Regions from separate parts of the Homo sapiens genome. Here region 2 is linked to region 1. The links are chromatin loops, found by intact Hi-C in ENCODE. Cell type or tissue: psoas muscle. All regions are shown on one strand.

What was found. Peaks named below come from ENCODE experiments on the same cell type or tissue, not always from the same donor. Only the 100,000 strongest peaks of a DNase experiment are listed, where the experiment ranks them.
Region 2: a loop joins it to region 1, with 1.9 times the contacts of the local background. A loop is called at or near these places in 1 of 110 quality-filtered maps.

What each region holds. Positions count from the first base shown.
Region 1 is chr11:76,157,914-76,165,913 of GRCh38, forward strand. No RefSeq gene overlaps it. Among named protein-coding and RNA genes, the nearest start is that of WNT11, 45 kb to the right of the region's middle. RefSeq lists an enhancer at 6,862-7,555. In psoas muscle, no CTCF peak of the experiment used is centred here; a DNase peak (open chromatin) is centred at 3,425; H3K4me3 peaks cover 833 bases.
Region 2 is chr11:76,240,035-76,248,034 of GRCh38, forward strand. No RefSeq gene overlaps it. Among named protein-coding and RNA genes, the nearest start is that of TRP-TGG2-1, 8.1 kb to the left of the region's middle. RefSeq lists an enhancer at 2,724-3,556. In psoas muscle, no CTCF peak of the experiment used is centred here; no DNase peak of the experiment used is centred here.

The DNA.
Region 1 (8,000 bases):
CCTGACAGGAGGAAACTTCCACGTGGAGTACACATCGAAGAGAACCAAATCTTCCACTTGCAACTTTGCACAGTCTGGTGATCGGAAGTGTTTTCCACGTATCAGCATCTGGCTCTGTCCATTTCATTCCTGGCTTCTTCACCACTGTCCACATGCCGCCAGTGCCAAGGTCTGCTGGACACGTTGATGTCCCTCATGACCTCGGGCTCTGCCTCACAGTGTCATGGTGCTGGTGGGTGGTGGGAGTGTTCCTGGAAGCCACTGCACACCATGATGGCCAGCAAGAACAGAACAGACATGCAAGTGACTGCAGCCCCATACATACATCCCCAAACCCAAGCTACAGGATCCTCCACTTCCCTCAGCCAGATCCCCCAAATACAGCTGTTCCAGGGAAGAAGGGCAGTGGAAGTCAGAGAGGAGCGAGACTGAGGTCTTAACCAATTGCAATTAAAACATTCTATTTTTGCAGATTTTACAAAAACATAATTGTGTGGACATGCCGCTGGGCCCTGCCCTCTCGCCCCCACCCCCAGGCTCAAGGGGATGCAGATGAGTGCGGGGTCTGGAGCTCAAGGTCGCCAGCTTCTCAGGGTCTTCTCCAGCCTGGCTCCACCCTGTCTCCTCCTGCTCAACACCCTCCCAGACTCCCCGCCATCCTCAGGATAAAGCTGCGCGTGGTCCCAGTGCGTGCATGCGCCCCACTTGTGCCTGAGGAGCTGGAGAAGATGGGCTTTTTCAGGGAGAACAAAGCTGGGGGGTCAATGGGCAAACTCCGACGACAGCAGGATGACAGACCTTAGGGGGCACTCACCCCTGGATGCCTGAGGAAGAGGCTCCGTTGCTCTCCAAGGAAGCCTCTGGCACTAACCCGAGAGATGGGGGCCCATGGGTTGGGGCAATGCCCACATTCCCGACAGCAGCATCTTCCCTGCTGAGGCCAACTCAAGGAGGGAGTGCTAAGGGCAGGGCCCCATTCTCCGGTGAAGTTGCTCTCTGGACCATGGGGGTGTGGGATCGGAGTGGGGATCGGCGATGAAATGGTGGGGCAGTGGAAAGGACCCCCGACCTGAAATCCACAGACCTGAGTTCAAGGTCCTATTCTGTCTTTTGTTGGCTGTGTGACCTTGGGCAGGTGACTTAACTGCTCTGAATCTCAGTGTCCTCATCGGTAGATCAGGAAATACTTGTTTCCTCGCAGGGCTTTTGTGAGGAGTCAACGAAACAAGGGTCATGAAGGTACCAGTAGATAGTAGGGTAGCTCCCTGGCCGGCAGAGGACACAGAACTTGTTTGCTGGTCTTGATCCTGAATGACTCCTGGACCTCCTCAGTAGGTAAAGCAATCATGTTGACTATTTATTCGCCTCACAAACTCTTATGAGGGGTAAATGTCACTCAGCCCCTTCTAAAGTATCACAAAATCCCCACTTTCCAGCACCGTCTGCCTACACGCCTCTGCAGTGGGGACCATTCAGTGTGTGGGGAGCACTGGGCAGGGGCCAAGGAGCCAGCAGGGACTCTGCTCCAGGCCAGGCCTCCATCTCCCCGGCTGAGCGGTCAGGGGCGAGCGGGCCTGAGCCCAGAGCAGCCCCAGAAGCTGAGCCAGCTGGCGAGACCCTGCCCTTACCCTCTGAGTGGCCACGCAACTGTGGTTGGTTTCTTTCCTTGCTGAGCCTCTGTTTTCTAAGAGGTTAGAGGGGCTGCTGAGAAGTTCACAGGAAAGGGCCTTGTCTGCCCTCAGAGAAGGGGCCCTGGGTGAGTCTGCCTTGAGAAGGTGCCAGTCAGCGTGCCCCCCACAGAGGTCCCGCTCCCTTCAGAATGAGGTGGCCCCATGACCCGGCCCTCCCAGTGTGGCGTCACTAGCCCCAGGACCCCCCAAGGTGCTCCACCTCTAGGCCTTAGCACAGGAAGGCCCTCCCCCATCTCCACGTGGCCCTGGAAATCACTACCAAGTTCTCCCCTATGTTTCATATGCGTTTTGAACAGCATTTTACAATCTGCAAAGTACATTCCCTCTCCTTTCCTCAGAGCCCTGCAGCACCACACATCCTCTGAGGGGTGAATCACCATCCCGTTTTTCAAATGAAGAAACCGAGGCTGAGAGAAGGGTGGTGGGTGAGCCAAAGATACCCGGGGGGTAGGGGGCATAATCTGAAGCCGGGGCCTTCTCCACACTTCATGGGGCCTGGCAGGGGACCTGGGATGGTTCAGGGAACCCAGAGTTTGAGTGGGTGATTTGGAGTGCAGATGAGGTGGGAGTGAGCGAACAGAGCCACACGTCGAAGGGGCATTTTCAGACTCCAGAACAAGAGGTATGTTGAGCGGGCATCCGGTCTGGAGCAGCTGAGGCTACAGGTGTTGGAGGTTGCTCCCAGTGTGTGGCAAAGGCCTCCCGTTGCTGTCTGGCACAGAGTCAGGGCCTCAGCACTGCAGGGGGTGGCTGGCAGCAGGTGGGAATGCTGCAGAGGCCAGCAGGGGCTGGGGGATGAGGGGCTCAAATGCCAGGCACAGGACAGAAACAGGGAAGGATTTTAAGCTGGAGAGAGACCTGGGGCCCGGCCTCCATGGCAACGCTCTTGAGGGCACTGACTGGGCAGAGACCCTTAGCTCCTGCAACAGGCACACAGCAGGCTGGGCCCGGCCTGGACAGGGCCAGGCTGGGAGCTGGACACCTGTGCTCCTGCCCTGGCTGGCTTTCTTTAGTGCCCAGTGTTGCCCCTCCCTGGACCTGGATGCCTCATCTACCGAGTAGATGGGCAGGTTGACATTTCCTGCCCTGTTTGCAGTTCGGGGGCTCCTGGGAGCTCAGAGACAGAGGGCATGGAAGCCTTCAGGGAGACTGCCTGGTGCTGAGCCCAGCTGGACCTTCCTGTCTTAGTCTCCGCATGCGCTGTAGGGGCATCAAGCCCTCCTTGTCCTCCCTCCCAGGGTCAAGGGAGCGAGTGTAGATGCCCTTTGTAAACGGAACTGCAAGGCTCCTGAGTACCATTGCTGAGCGGGGAAACAGATGCTTTTCTTTGGACCTGGTCCCCAGGTGTCCTCGGGTTGCAGGGTTTGTGGGTCCTCTACTCGTTCTTGTTTGTCATTCATCCATCCCTCCATCCCTCCAACAGCAGCCAAGCCCGCCCCTGGAGCTGCATGACCCAGTACGGGCACTGTGAGGCTTAGAGACCCTTAGAGGTGACGGGGGCACCACCCCTCCATGTCCACATATGAGAACTGAGGTCCAGAAAGGGGCAGGAGGGAGCCCTAGGATGATCTGAGACAGCCCCAGAGCCTCAAACTGCTCAGGGTGACCTCTGCCCCTGCCCTGGGTCTGCCGGGGTCTCTCAGGCTTGGGGTGAGTCCAGTGGGATGGGGTCCAGGCCACCTTACAGGCTGGGAGTAACCCAGCTCCTGCCGTATAGCTCCCATTCAGGGCCCAGGGTGGGGCGCCCAAGCAGGGACAGCGTGGGGAGGGGGTGGGGTGTGGAGGAGGTGGGGGGTTGTCCGGGGGTGGCGAGGCTCCGCCCCATGGCGCTGCAGCGCACATGATATTATCTCTGGCCTGGGCTCAGCCTCCAGCAGGATGCGGCTTTCAACACCTTCCTCCCCTCGGACAGGCCGGGGCTTTTTGAGTTTCTCACACATGGATGGAGGGGCTGGGCCTGGGCAGAGGAGGCCCCCAGCTGAGGCGCCCCCACCCTGAGCCCCCGTCATCAGTCACAGCCCCTCGAGTGAGAGAGGGAAGGGCCGTGGTGCGTGAGAGGCAGAGGGTTGCATGCATGGTTCCCCTGAGCGTCTCCCCCACCCCCTCCCCTCTGCTCTGTTGTCCATAATCCTGGGCGCCTGTTCAAGGAATTCTCCACCCGTGTGTTAGTGATTTATTTAGACTCGGCTCATCCCGCCAGCCTGCCCGGCGGGTGACAGGCCCCCACTCCCCACCCCCACCACAGACCCTGGGACCATTTTCATCTCCAGCACGGCAGGCCTGGCTCTGCTCCAGGCCACTCCAGATGGTAGGGGCTCTGCTTGAGTCTGCAGGCTTTCATGGGACCCTGGAATCTCACTTTTGGGGGCCCAGGTAACCGCTTCATGTTCGTGAACCCTCCTCCTCAGTCGTGTTGAGAGCGGCCTATCTGTGTTGGTGATTGTTATTGCTGGGATTTGTTATTAACCCCTCTGGCCCCCCTGTCCAGCTGGGAAGGTGACAGGTGACTTTTAAGAGCAAGAGAATCTTCGACTCCATCTCCCCATTGAACAAATGGGTGGCTACAGGCCAAGACACAGCAAGGCCCTGGGAGGTGGTGGGGAGACCCCAGCCCCATGTCTGGCCTTAAGATTCTTGATTCTCTGTCCCCCACACATGATCTCATCTAAGCCTCAGTCAAACCCTCCCACCAACAAAGGGTACATAGCTCCATCTGACACATGAAGACATGAGGCTGAGAATGGGAGAGGGACCCCTGGTACCCAAACCATCAGGCTAGGAGCAGAGCACAAGCTTGAATCTGCCTCCATCTCCCTGGGCCTCTCCCTGTCTCCCTAGGTGTAGCCTCCGGCTCTCAGGGCTGGGTTCACTGCTCTGTGTGACCAGGACTCTGTCCCAGCTGCAGGGCTCTCCTGCCCAGTGGCAGCTGGGCGTGCCTGTGGACACGCATGCTGCACTGTGGGGGCAGGGAGCATACTCCTGTTCCAAGCCTTCAGGCAGCCCCACCTGCCCTCCTTCTCCAGGGAGCACCAGGCTCATGAGCACTGCGGGTTGGTGCCCACCCCTGCCTCTTTCCCCTCAGCCCCTCCACCAGGCCTGGTGAGTGTGAGGAAGGGGCTGGATCGCCTGGGGTGGGTGGCAACCCCTTGTGCCATGGCCTGAGATGCTTACCCGCTGCCCTGGCCTGTGGTTCCAAAGGGGAGCGGTGAGAAGCCTCCATGTTTCCAGCTCTTCTCTGAAGTACCCATCCCAGATGACCTCCTGCTGGGTCCCCTCTGTCTGCTGGGAAGCGCTTTCTGCCCTACAGAGGCTGCTGCAGCCTGGGAGTCTCTGCCTCCATGTGGGCCTGTAGAGGCTGCAGAGCAGGCCAATCTGGGGACCTTTGGGGTCAGGTGCATCTGGGTTGAGTCTTGCCTGTGACAGATTATAACGGATTAGGCTCTGGCTGTCACAGGGCCTGACTCAAACCCAAGCACTACACTTTAGAAGTTCTGTGGCTGTAGACAAATCCCTTCGCCTCTCTCGGCCTTGGTTTCCTCCTGGGTGGAGTGAGGTGATAACGGGTTAAGCTTATGGGGGTGTACTGCAGAGGGCGTGGCCTGGCTGATGGACTGTTGAGAATGGCCCGTCTGTGTTGGCGATTGTTATTGCTGGGATTCCTTATTAGCCCCTCTGGGCCATGGGCTCCTCTTCATGGGGTGAGATTCCTGATTTAGGCTTCACGAGGCCCTTTGTCCTGGAAGTGGAAGGGAGCCTGGCTATGCCTCTCCTTCCCACAGTCCCTCGGGGCTATTCCATGAAGGCTAATCTGTCAAACTACAGGGATAACCAGTCACAAACTGGAAGCCCAGGCAGAGGCACGTGCCTGTTAGATCAGGGGGAGGCCCCTTGGAGGCTGAGCTGTCCACTGGCAACTTCAGCCACCAGCCTTCCACCCTCTCCCTGCATGATGACTTGGGGCAGGCGGTGCAGGCGTCCCGGAGGAGTACTGGGCTCCCCCAGAGCGGAGGGCACTCTGGACGGAGGTGCTGGGGCCCAGCCAGCTCACTAGCGGGGCCAGCACCCACATGCATTGAGCCTCTGTCTCCAGCCTCTGCGTGCCAGTGCCTCCCTCACCAAGGCCCCTGGCGGGGGTGCTCCCTGCTCCCCACCTTCTCTAGGGCAGACATGCCCTGGGTGGTGTAGGTTTGGGGAAGGCTGGGGTCTTGTCTGACCCTCCCTGTCTGGGCCAGGTGCTAGGATCCAGAGGAGGATCCCACCCAAACTGTGCCAGGAGGTGCCCTCCATCTGGGGTCAGGGAGAGCAGGGATAGTCCAAGGTGGGCCTGTACCTGGTGAGTTTGAGTCCTCTCAGGTCCCCAGAGCCCAATGAAGCGCTTGTTAAGGGAACGAGTGAGCAACTGAGGCAGTACCCACTGACCCACCGTGTTTTTAAGGCCCCTGCAATTGCAAACTCACCTCCTGGAGCTTCATCCACCTGAGTGGGGAGGCAGGGGGAGTCCCCTCTCTCCTCCTCCAAGCCAGCTTTGCTGTTGGGAGTTAGGGGTTGGGAGAAAGCAGGAGATGCACGATGGGAGTGGGGAAGGGCGTGGGTGCTGTTTCCAACACCAGACTGACCGCTCACAGAGGGCCCGAGGGAGCGAAGGCAGGAGGAGCCAGAGTGGTCCAGGTGGTGAGATAAACCTGTTTGCAAGGACAAGTCCCTTTCCCAGGGTCACAAGGGAAAGAGAGTCCCCCTGCCCCCAGGGACACCTCTGTGCAACCTGAGCCTGTAGCCCCAAGGGAGGAAACGACACGCACAAGGGGACACACACGCAGGGGGGACACATGCACACGGGGACACACGCACGGGGGACACATGCACACGGGGACACACGCACGGGGGACACATGCACACGGGGACACACGCACGGGGGACACATGCACAGAGGGGACACACGCACGGGGGGACACATGTGTAGCCCCAAAGGGAGGAAACGACACACGCACAGAGAGGACATACGCACAGGGGGGACGCACGCACAGGGGGGACACACGCGTAGTCCCAAAGGGAGGAAGCGACACACGCACAGAGGGGACACACGCACAGGGGGGACACAAGCACAGGGGGGACACACGCGTAGTCCCAAAGGGAGGAAGCGACACACGCACAGAGGGGACATACGCACAGGGGGGACACACGCACAGGGGGGACACAAGCACAGGGGGGACACACGCGTAGTCCCAAAGGGAGGAAGCGACACACGCACAGAGGGGACATACGCACAGGGGGCACACACGCACAGGGGGGACACAAGCACAGGGGGGACACACGCGTAGTCCCAAAGGGAGGAAGCGACACACGCACAGAGGGGACACACGCACAGGGGGGACACAGGCACGGGGGAATGCACGCAGAGGGGGGATGCACGCACAAGGGCAACGCACGCACGGGAGGACACAGGCACAGGGGGGACACACACAGCAGGGACTCATGCACAAGGGGAACGCACGCACAGGGAGGACACAGGCACGGAGGGGACACAGGCACGGGGGGACGCATGCACGGGAGGACACACGCACGGAAGGGACATGCGCACAGGGGTGACAAATGCACAGGGTTGACTCACGCACGGGGGGCCGCACGCATGGGGAGACATAGGCACGGGGGGGACACAGGCACGGGGGGGACATAGGCACGGGGGGGACGTAGGCACAGCGGGGACATACACACAGGGGAGATGCAGGCACAGGGAGGACGCATGCAAGGTGGGACACATGCACAAGGGGGACGCACGCACAAGGAGGACATGTGCACGGGGGGGATGCATGCACGGGGGGACGTACGCATGGGGAGAGACATGCTTGGGAGGACGCACGCACAGGGAGGACACACGCACGGGGGGATGCACGCACAGTGGGGACACACGCACACGGAGGACACATGCATAGGGTCGTGGGAAGTGGAGCTGCTGCCAAAGACAGGCCCGGGGAGTGGAGATGGGTTCTCCCTCCACGCTTGCCCGCCCTCTCTCTTCATCCTTCTGCTGCTCTTGTTCATCCATGTATTCAGAGAATGTTGTCAGGGTCCCCGAGGGCTGTCTGGGACCTCTTCATCCTTGGTTTGAGCCCACTAGAGCTCAGAAGCAAAACCAGTATCTCAGAACCCGAACTCCAAACTCAAGTGTGCAGCCCAGAATGAGGACTGGCGGGCAGGGGAGGCTGGCAGCCACTACCCTCACAAGGCTTCCACAACTCTAAAAATCCATGCTCCCTTTCGGTGGCCATACAAATTTCATGCCTCATTTTATTTTATTATTTTATTTTATTT
Region 2 (8,000 bases), 82 kb after region 1:
CAGGCAGGGCTTTGACACTGTCCAACTTGGAGCTGGGCTGGAAGACTGGGGTTGGCTTCCCAGCCCCTCCGTCATTCTGGGTGACCTTGAACAAGTCACGCAAGCTCTTGGGACCAGTTTCCTCATCGGTAAAATGAGTATAAAGGTAGCTGTCCAGAGGGAGGTTGTGAGCGGGGAAGGGAAGAAATGGAGGTGAAAGTATCTGTGAGCCTTCTGCTAACCCCTGAGCACCTTCATCCATGCGGTCCGGGCACAGGCTTGTCTGTCTGGTCTCAGGGAGGCCATCCTTCCCTCTTCTCCACTCCTGAGGGGCAGATGTCACGGGAGGAGCGAGTGCACCAGCAGGGTCCTCACTCCACCACCTGCTGGCCTGCAGCTGCCCTCCAGAGCTCTTGGGTTGTTGCTCATTGGGAAATGGTGAACTCATGCTTGGAAGCTGACAACAGCGTCCTCTGTTAAAATGAAAATCTGATCTAGACTTCTCATGAGACCTCAGTTGAGCTGGTGTCTTCATCTCTCAAGGGTTGGGATGGACAAATTGAATGGTCTCAAACTTTTTTTAAAAAAAGCTATTGAATCTTTTAACGAATTTATTGAATGCAGCTGCTCCGGTAGAAAAGGGAGAAAGGCATTTGCAGAACTGCCTGGCATCAGTAGTGGGCCTAGCAAGGCTTCAAGGAGTGGTGGCATCTGAGCAGCCCTTAACGATGGCTGGGATTTGGCCAGGGGAGACGTAGAAGGGGCATTCCGGGTGGAGGGACATACTTGGCCAAAAGCATGGAGGCGAGAGGGCAGGTCTGTGGGGAGGGGTCTCTGAGAGCCTGTGCGGAGGGAGATGTGGCTGGGGTGGGGGCTGGGCTGGAGCCAGGTTTAGTGGAGAGGGCAGGGGTCGGGTGAGTCCTGGAGACATGGGGGTCTCCACCATCCAGGCATGTCCAGTCTAATGAAGGAGACAGATCTGCATCCACACAGGATGCTCAGGGGTCTAAACGGTCTGAGGCAAAGCACAGGGGGCTGAGTCCCATTTGGCTGGGGAGATCTGGACCAACTGGTAGTCAGGGAAGGCTTTCTGGGGAATCTGTGTGTGCCTGTGTTGCCTCCTAAAGTGGGTGTCTGAACCAGAGGCTGTGTACACTCCTCAAAGGGAGATTCTAAGCAGAGAAATGCGGTGCCCTGCCCTGTCCTCCCCATCCCAGCTGGGCCCCCATGTGCAACCAGGCTCCCTCTACTCACTGCCTCCAGCCTCGCCCCTCCCAGTTCATTCTTGAAGCCCCTAGAATTGCCCCTCTTAACCCCAGATGAGACCAGGCCCCCCCTACTCCACCCTCCAGGCTCCCCACTGCCCCCAGGGTCAAGTCCAGGCCCTCCAGGCTCCTCACTCCTCCCAGGGTCAAGTCCAGGCTTCCCATGGGAGGAGGGGAGACCGAGGCCTGCAGGATCTGAGACCTGTGAGCCTGGCTTCCAAAAGGCAAAGAAAGGTGAGGCCAGGGGCATGGGGTCCTAGCTGCCTCTTCCGGATGGGGCAGGCGGAACTTCCCGAGATAAGGGCAGCCCACAATGGGGGGCTGTGTGGTGTGGCCCGTCTCCCGGCCACAGGAAATGAGTGGCCTCCGCACCATTAATCTGCCACCGCCCGCGGCATCCTCTGGAAGGGCGACTCAGGTTGGGGGGAGATGTTCCTGTGCACCCCACCCACCGTCCCAGCCGGAGGAACTGGCCCTGCCACTCCAGGCCTTCCTTCCAGGACCATACATACAAGAGGAGGCTGCCCGAAGGGGCAGGGGGTGGGGGCAGGCAACCTGGGCATGGGTACTGGTTCTGGGGTCTGCTGCCTGACTAAGCCCCAACCCGCTGTGGAACCCGGGCAAATGCCTCACCCTTTCTGGCCCCCTGGCCCCTCATGGCTCCCCAGGCTCCTTCCTTCTTGGCTGTTCTGGGAGCCTGAGGACAGCACATGCCTGTAATTCTTGCCTTTCTGCCCCTCTCGTCACAAGGGCCCCTGGATACATGCTTTACCCAAATGTGGGGGCTCTGATGGGATTTTAGGCGTCAAGCGAGGCTGCCGGGGAGAGGTTTGGGGCTTTGTCAGCTATCTCTGCAGCTGCAGCTGAGGTCAATGGGGAGAATGCACAGCTCTGCACCATTCTGGGTCTCAGTTTCCCCTTTGCATCAGGAGGGGTGGGACCCAATGACCCTGTGGGGGGTGGGCCGCTGCGGTGAATGACAAGGGACATGACACCATGGAATTCTCACAGTCTCTGAGTTCCACCTTAGCTACAGACTAGCCGTGTGAATCTAGGCAGACCCCTTCTTGCCTTGGGCCTTGGTCTTCCTGTCTGTAAAATAGGGTCCCTGCCCAGCCAGCTCAGAGGAATTCTGTGACGGTGGGTGAAGATGGGGCCCTGTCTGCTACACAGGGAGCGGTTGCTGCCTCTGAAGTGACTGGGCTGGGGATCCACTCTGAGGGGCCAGACTACAGGCCAGGGAGTGCAGCTCTCCTGCCCCTGCCCTCACCATTTCCCACCTGTTGCACCCCCAGCTCTCGGATGACCAGCGTGAGGTGGGCTTTAGTTGGGAAAGAGGTCAAGCTTCCCCAACCCAGGTGACATTCAAAACAGAGGACAGGACCCAGGGAGCCCCTTAGATCACTAGGGCCAGCTCACTCATTGTTCAGATGGGGAAACTGAGGAAACAGGTGGAGAGTCTCCCAAAACCACACAGGCTGCGGGTGGCAGAGAAAAGCCTGGAACACAGACCTCCTGCTTTCCAAACCCTCCCTGCAGCTGTGGAATATTAGGGCTGGAGGGGCCTGTGTGGCTCAGGAAACTGAGTTCAGAAAGTAGAAGGAACTTGCCCATGGCCACCTGACTTGGAAGAGTTGAAGCAGCACTTCCCACTCTGCCCATCCCAGAGGTGGCTCTGCCTCCTGGTCTCTGATAGGCTGAGTGGCAGTGCCAGGGGAGAGCTTTCTCCTAAGCAGAGATAGGGATTCTCCTGGCAGGAGGGAATGAGCCCCCATGCCACGAGAGCTTCAAAATGGGAATGGCAGCGTTCCATGAAGGCCTGTGGAGACCTGCGTGTGCATCTGAGTCTGTCTCCAGCTTCAAACCCTCTCCACCCTAGAGCAGTGTGCCAGGGGCAGCTGATGCAGGTGGCAGAGCCCAGGAAAGTGGGCCTGGTGGGAGAGAGGGCTAAGGGGCATCAGCACTTGGCTGCTGGCCACATGAGGGCGAATGACACGGAGCAGGCAGAGTGAGAACAGCCAGGAGTCGAGGGAGAAGTAGGGACCCTACCACTGCTGAGCAGAAGAGGGAGATCCAGTGACCCGAGAGGCGGGAGGGAGCCTGGAGAGGAGCGGCAGTCGGGCATCAGGATGCATGAGGGAGGGAGGGCTGGTGAGCCAGGCCTGAGGCTAGGACAGAGGTGAGGCCAGGGGGAAAGGGGAAAGGGATGGAGGGGGAGCACAGTGAATGTGTTTCCATGGAAATGGGAGGGAGTGCGGAGGGGAGGTGTCGGGGTTGCGGGGGGGCGGGGATTGCCGGGTGGAGAGGGGCCTGAGAGAGGGAAGAGGTGCCCAGGGACGGGGTGTTGGAAGTCTCTTCTGTGGGACAGGGCAAAAGGAGGACGGAGCTAGAATGAGAACAGCTAGCTGCAGGCGTGTGTAGGGGAGTGACACAGGACGTTAGCGCCTGCTCCCTGTTTAGCAAAGAGGGTACTGTCTGATGAGTGTGGTGCGCCGTGAGGGGCAAAGGTTTGCTGCTGGGGGGAGAGGGGGCCGACCGTGGTACTTGCAAAAAGTTACCCCTGCGGACCAAACACAAGTGGGCTCACAGCGCCCATCACTGCTAACACTTAGCAGTTGTAGGAGCTCTGGTAGCCAAACTCAAGTCCTAGCTGTTGCCCATCACACTCTCCTCCTGTGCGATGGCTGCTCTTACTTACAGAGCTCTTACCACGTGCCAGCAGCACCCAGCCTTTCATGAACGTGAACTTGTTCAAGCCTCCTGTAGCAACCCTATGAGGCAGGTACGATTACACACGCATGCGAGCTGGTGGGCACACACACGCAGATACACAGACATGGGGGGCTCCCATCCAGCCTGGGAAAGGAACAGGGCAGGGGAAGGTGGGAGCAGCCCCTGACTGAGAGATCCCTCCAGTTCTCCAGCTTCCACCATTCCTCTCCTCCCCACCCCCATTCTCCCATCTGTGTCTCTCTCAGGTGGAGATTCTTTGATGGTTTTCAGACTCTCCTCCCTTGCTCCCCAAAGCCCCGACTTATCCACTGTGGGAGTTGGGAGGACTGAGAAACCAAAGTCCCAGGCCCATATGATGGAAAGTTCCAGGCCCTCACCCCACCCCACTGCAAGCTATCTTGGCTCACCCCCTCCCCCACATGTCACCTGCAGCCCGAGCCCTCCTGGGTGGGTGTGGCCAGCTGAAGCAGAGTGAGACCTTCCAGTATTTGACTTGGTGGCTTGAGAGCCCTGGCAGATGCCACGTTCATCCCTGGGCAGTGCCTGACTAACCAGGAGAAAGGAGGCTTCTGCAGCACTGCTTTCTCCTATGGGGCCCTGGCCCATCATGGAGGCCCTTCCTCCCCTTCTTGGACCCCAGAGATCACTGGCTGCCTCTCTCCCTACTCTGGGGCCACCCAATCGTGCAGACCAGAACCCCCTTCAGTGCCACCCCGACCCCTACCAGGCTGCACTGATTCTATCACATTTTCAAACTTTTCCTGGCCTCCCTCCAGATCCAGTCCCTGCCCACCCATCCAGCCATTCACCATCTACTCAGCTGCTGTGGTCTTAATGTGTCCCATAAATTCACATGTTGAAACCTAATCCCAGTGCGATGGTATTTCTAGGGGCCTCTAGAAAGTGATCGGGTCATAAGGGTGGAGCCCTCATGACGGGATTAGGACCCTCGTAAAAGAGATCTCAGGGAGACCCCGCATCCCTTATGCCATGTGAGAACACAGCAAAAAGGTGGCAGTCCCTGAAGCAGATAGTGGGTCCTCACCAGACACTGACTCTGTCTGCACCTTGATCTTGGACTTCTCAGCTTCCAGAACCACGAGCAATACATTTCAGTTGTTTATAGGCTACCAAGTCTATGGTATTCTGCTATAGCAGCCCAAAGGGACGAAGACATCATCATATTGTCCTTTATAAGACCCAGCATCCGTAAGAGGGGACCTTACCAGATGCCAAAATAGGTGGCATAGATGGAAAACTTCTGCCCTGTTCCCCTCCCAGAGCTGTGGTGAGGTTCAAATGAGCTAATGGTCATGAGCATTCTGTGTAAACTGCTGGGATCTGTAATATCACTCATTTCTAGAGCAGGAGAGCACTGTGAGGTGAGTAGCATGAAGGCTTGACACCACCTGGTGCCTTTTGGGAACAGAAGAATTTCCTCTGGCTGAAGCCCAGAGGGTAGGAGGGGAGGGACTTGGGGCGAGGCTGGAAGTGAAGACAGGGCCAGGTGTGAGGGCCTTGAGGGGCTGGGTTAATGACCCTCAACTGTGTTCTAAGGGTGATGGGGAGCAAAGAGAGGATCTCTAGTGGGGAGTTCAGCTGGTGTGCACAGCCCATGGCATCTCCATCAGGAATACAGAGACCTTCAAAGAAGAAGAGACCACTGGAAGTGAGGATGGCTGAGCCCCAACAGCAGGAGGAGAGGGAGCTCTGGTGCTCCTCGGAGTTGGAGCCTGGAGCCACAGACAGGAGCTAAGCTGGAGAATTCTGGAAGGCACATAAACCTAGGCATGGGCCTTCTGCCTGCCCAGGCCCCACAGGCCCTCCTGACACAAGAGAGGACTCTGGGTTGGTCCTGAGAAGGAAAAAAGGTGTGCTGGGGAGAAGGTGCCTCCTGCCCAGCATGTCTAGGGAAGCCTCACATTAGAATGGGACTCAGCTGGGAGGGGAGAGCAGAGAAGGCTGGGCAGGGCCCAGTTGTGCAGGGTGTTCACTGCACAAGGGCACTGGCTGAGGGGGTGAGAGGGGGTGAAATCCTGGCACGGGGCTGTGACTGCCCAGATGGGGCACCTTTTTCTAACTTTCACAAAGGCACCACAGAAGCTTGATGGGCCCTGTAGCCATGGGAGAGCAAAAGGGGCCCCAAAACAGATTCAGGCGCTGAGAAGGCAGGAGCCTAGTAGGCCCAGCACAATCTCTCTGTCTGTTGCTCCCTCAAAACACAACCTGATTTTCCTCTGGGTGAGGAGAGGAGCTGAGCCTTCACCGAGCTCCCTGAGGACCCAGCCTGCGAAGATGGTGCAGTGCTAGAGGCCCCGACTGATTCGGGCACTGGGAGGCTCTGTAGCAGAGCCGTGTGGCTTGGCCAAGAGAGGGGAGGTCTGGCATGGCTGGCCCCCAAGCTCTGCTGCTGCTCTGCCAGGCGCTGTCGGGCAGTCCCCCAGGTGACCTGTCTGAAACAAGATGGCGGCCACACTGACAGGTGACCACAGGAGACAGCAAGGAGTGGGGAAGGGGCCAGGCCTTGTCCGGCTCCCTGTGTGGCAGGTGGTGGCACATCACTGTCCTCCTCTGCAGCTCAGTGTCCTCCTCCACATAGGGATCTGCTCCCAGAGTCTGGGGATATCTCCCGCCCCCCTGGTGCCTGGTGGCTGCTGTCAGTAGGGGCAGACATCTTCATGCCCTACATGGGAAAGCCAGTGGGGGGTGGGAAGCCCAGGTGGGACCTGAAGCTGGAGCAGAAAGGGGTTCAGGAAGCAAGGACCCCTCACCCCAGTGGGGATGCTTTTCCCTCCTTCTCCCATGACTTACTGGGGTTCCTACCTCTCCCACATTTCTTTCCAGCCCCCCTCTCACTCCCGGCCACTGTCCTCTGCACACCCCAGATTCCAGAGGGCCCAGTCTGTGTTGCTAGAGCCATGGCTGCCATCTGGAGAGCACTGGCCACCCCAGGCTCACTGTCAGCGCCACACACACACCATCTCATCTAAGCCTCATGACAGCTCCACAAGGGACAGAGATTGCTATTCCCAGCTTATAGATGCAGAAACAGAGACCCAAAGAGGTTAAGTCACTGCCTCATATCACAGTAAACAGATGCTGCCACAGGAACATAGCCATTCCTAACAACTCTATCATCTATGCTGGCCATCTATAGCCAACAGGCTGCACTGGGCAGGCCTGGTGTCTAACTCCCAGGGCAGATGGGCCAGCTCTGGGCCTGCAAGGACTCCCAGCACAGAGCCATCCTTGGCGCTGTCTTCTGGAGCCACTTGGGATGCTGGCCCTCAGGCTGGAGGCACAGGAAGCTCACCCAACCGGCTTTCAGTCTGGGATGTTTTCTGCACTTCTGTAGACCAAAAAGAAGCCCCTGATACCTGGGCATGGTGGCTGACGCCTGTAATCCCAGAACTTTGGAAGGCCGAGGCGGGTGGATCACTTGAGGTCAGGAGTTCGAGTCCAGCATGGCCAACATGGTGAAACCCAGTCTCTACTAAATAATACAAAAATTAGCTGGGCATGGTGGCATGTGCCTGTAGTCCCAGCTACTCAGGAGGCTGAGGCAGGAGAATCGCTTGAACCCAGGAGGCAGAGGTTGCAGGGAGCCAAGATGGCGCCGTTGCACTCCAGACTGGGCGACAGAGTGAGACTCTGTTAAAAGAAAAAAAAAAAGCCCCTGATGGATGTGGCATAGAGCCTCAGCCTGGAGGGGCTGCAGACCCCAGACAGTCCCTGCAGACCCTGGGGTTTCCAGCCCCCTGTTCTGTCCTGCCTGGGGAAGACTCCATCTGCACACCTGGAGCTGCGTCCTCCTGCTCTCTGGGAACCAGCCTTTGCATGCATGGACAAGAACAGCTCCAATTACTGAGAGTGTCTAGTTAGGACCTCCCCCAGTCCTCCCTACCTCAGTCCTGGTCTCAAAGCCCTGTGATTTTCGGGGACAATCAGTGCTTGAGGGGCCTTGGGAACCCCTGAGTCCAACTCTACTGTCAGAAAGAGAAGACTGGAGCTCTGTCCAGAGCT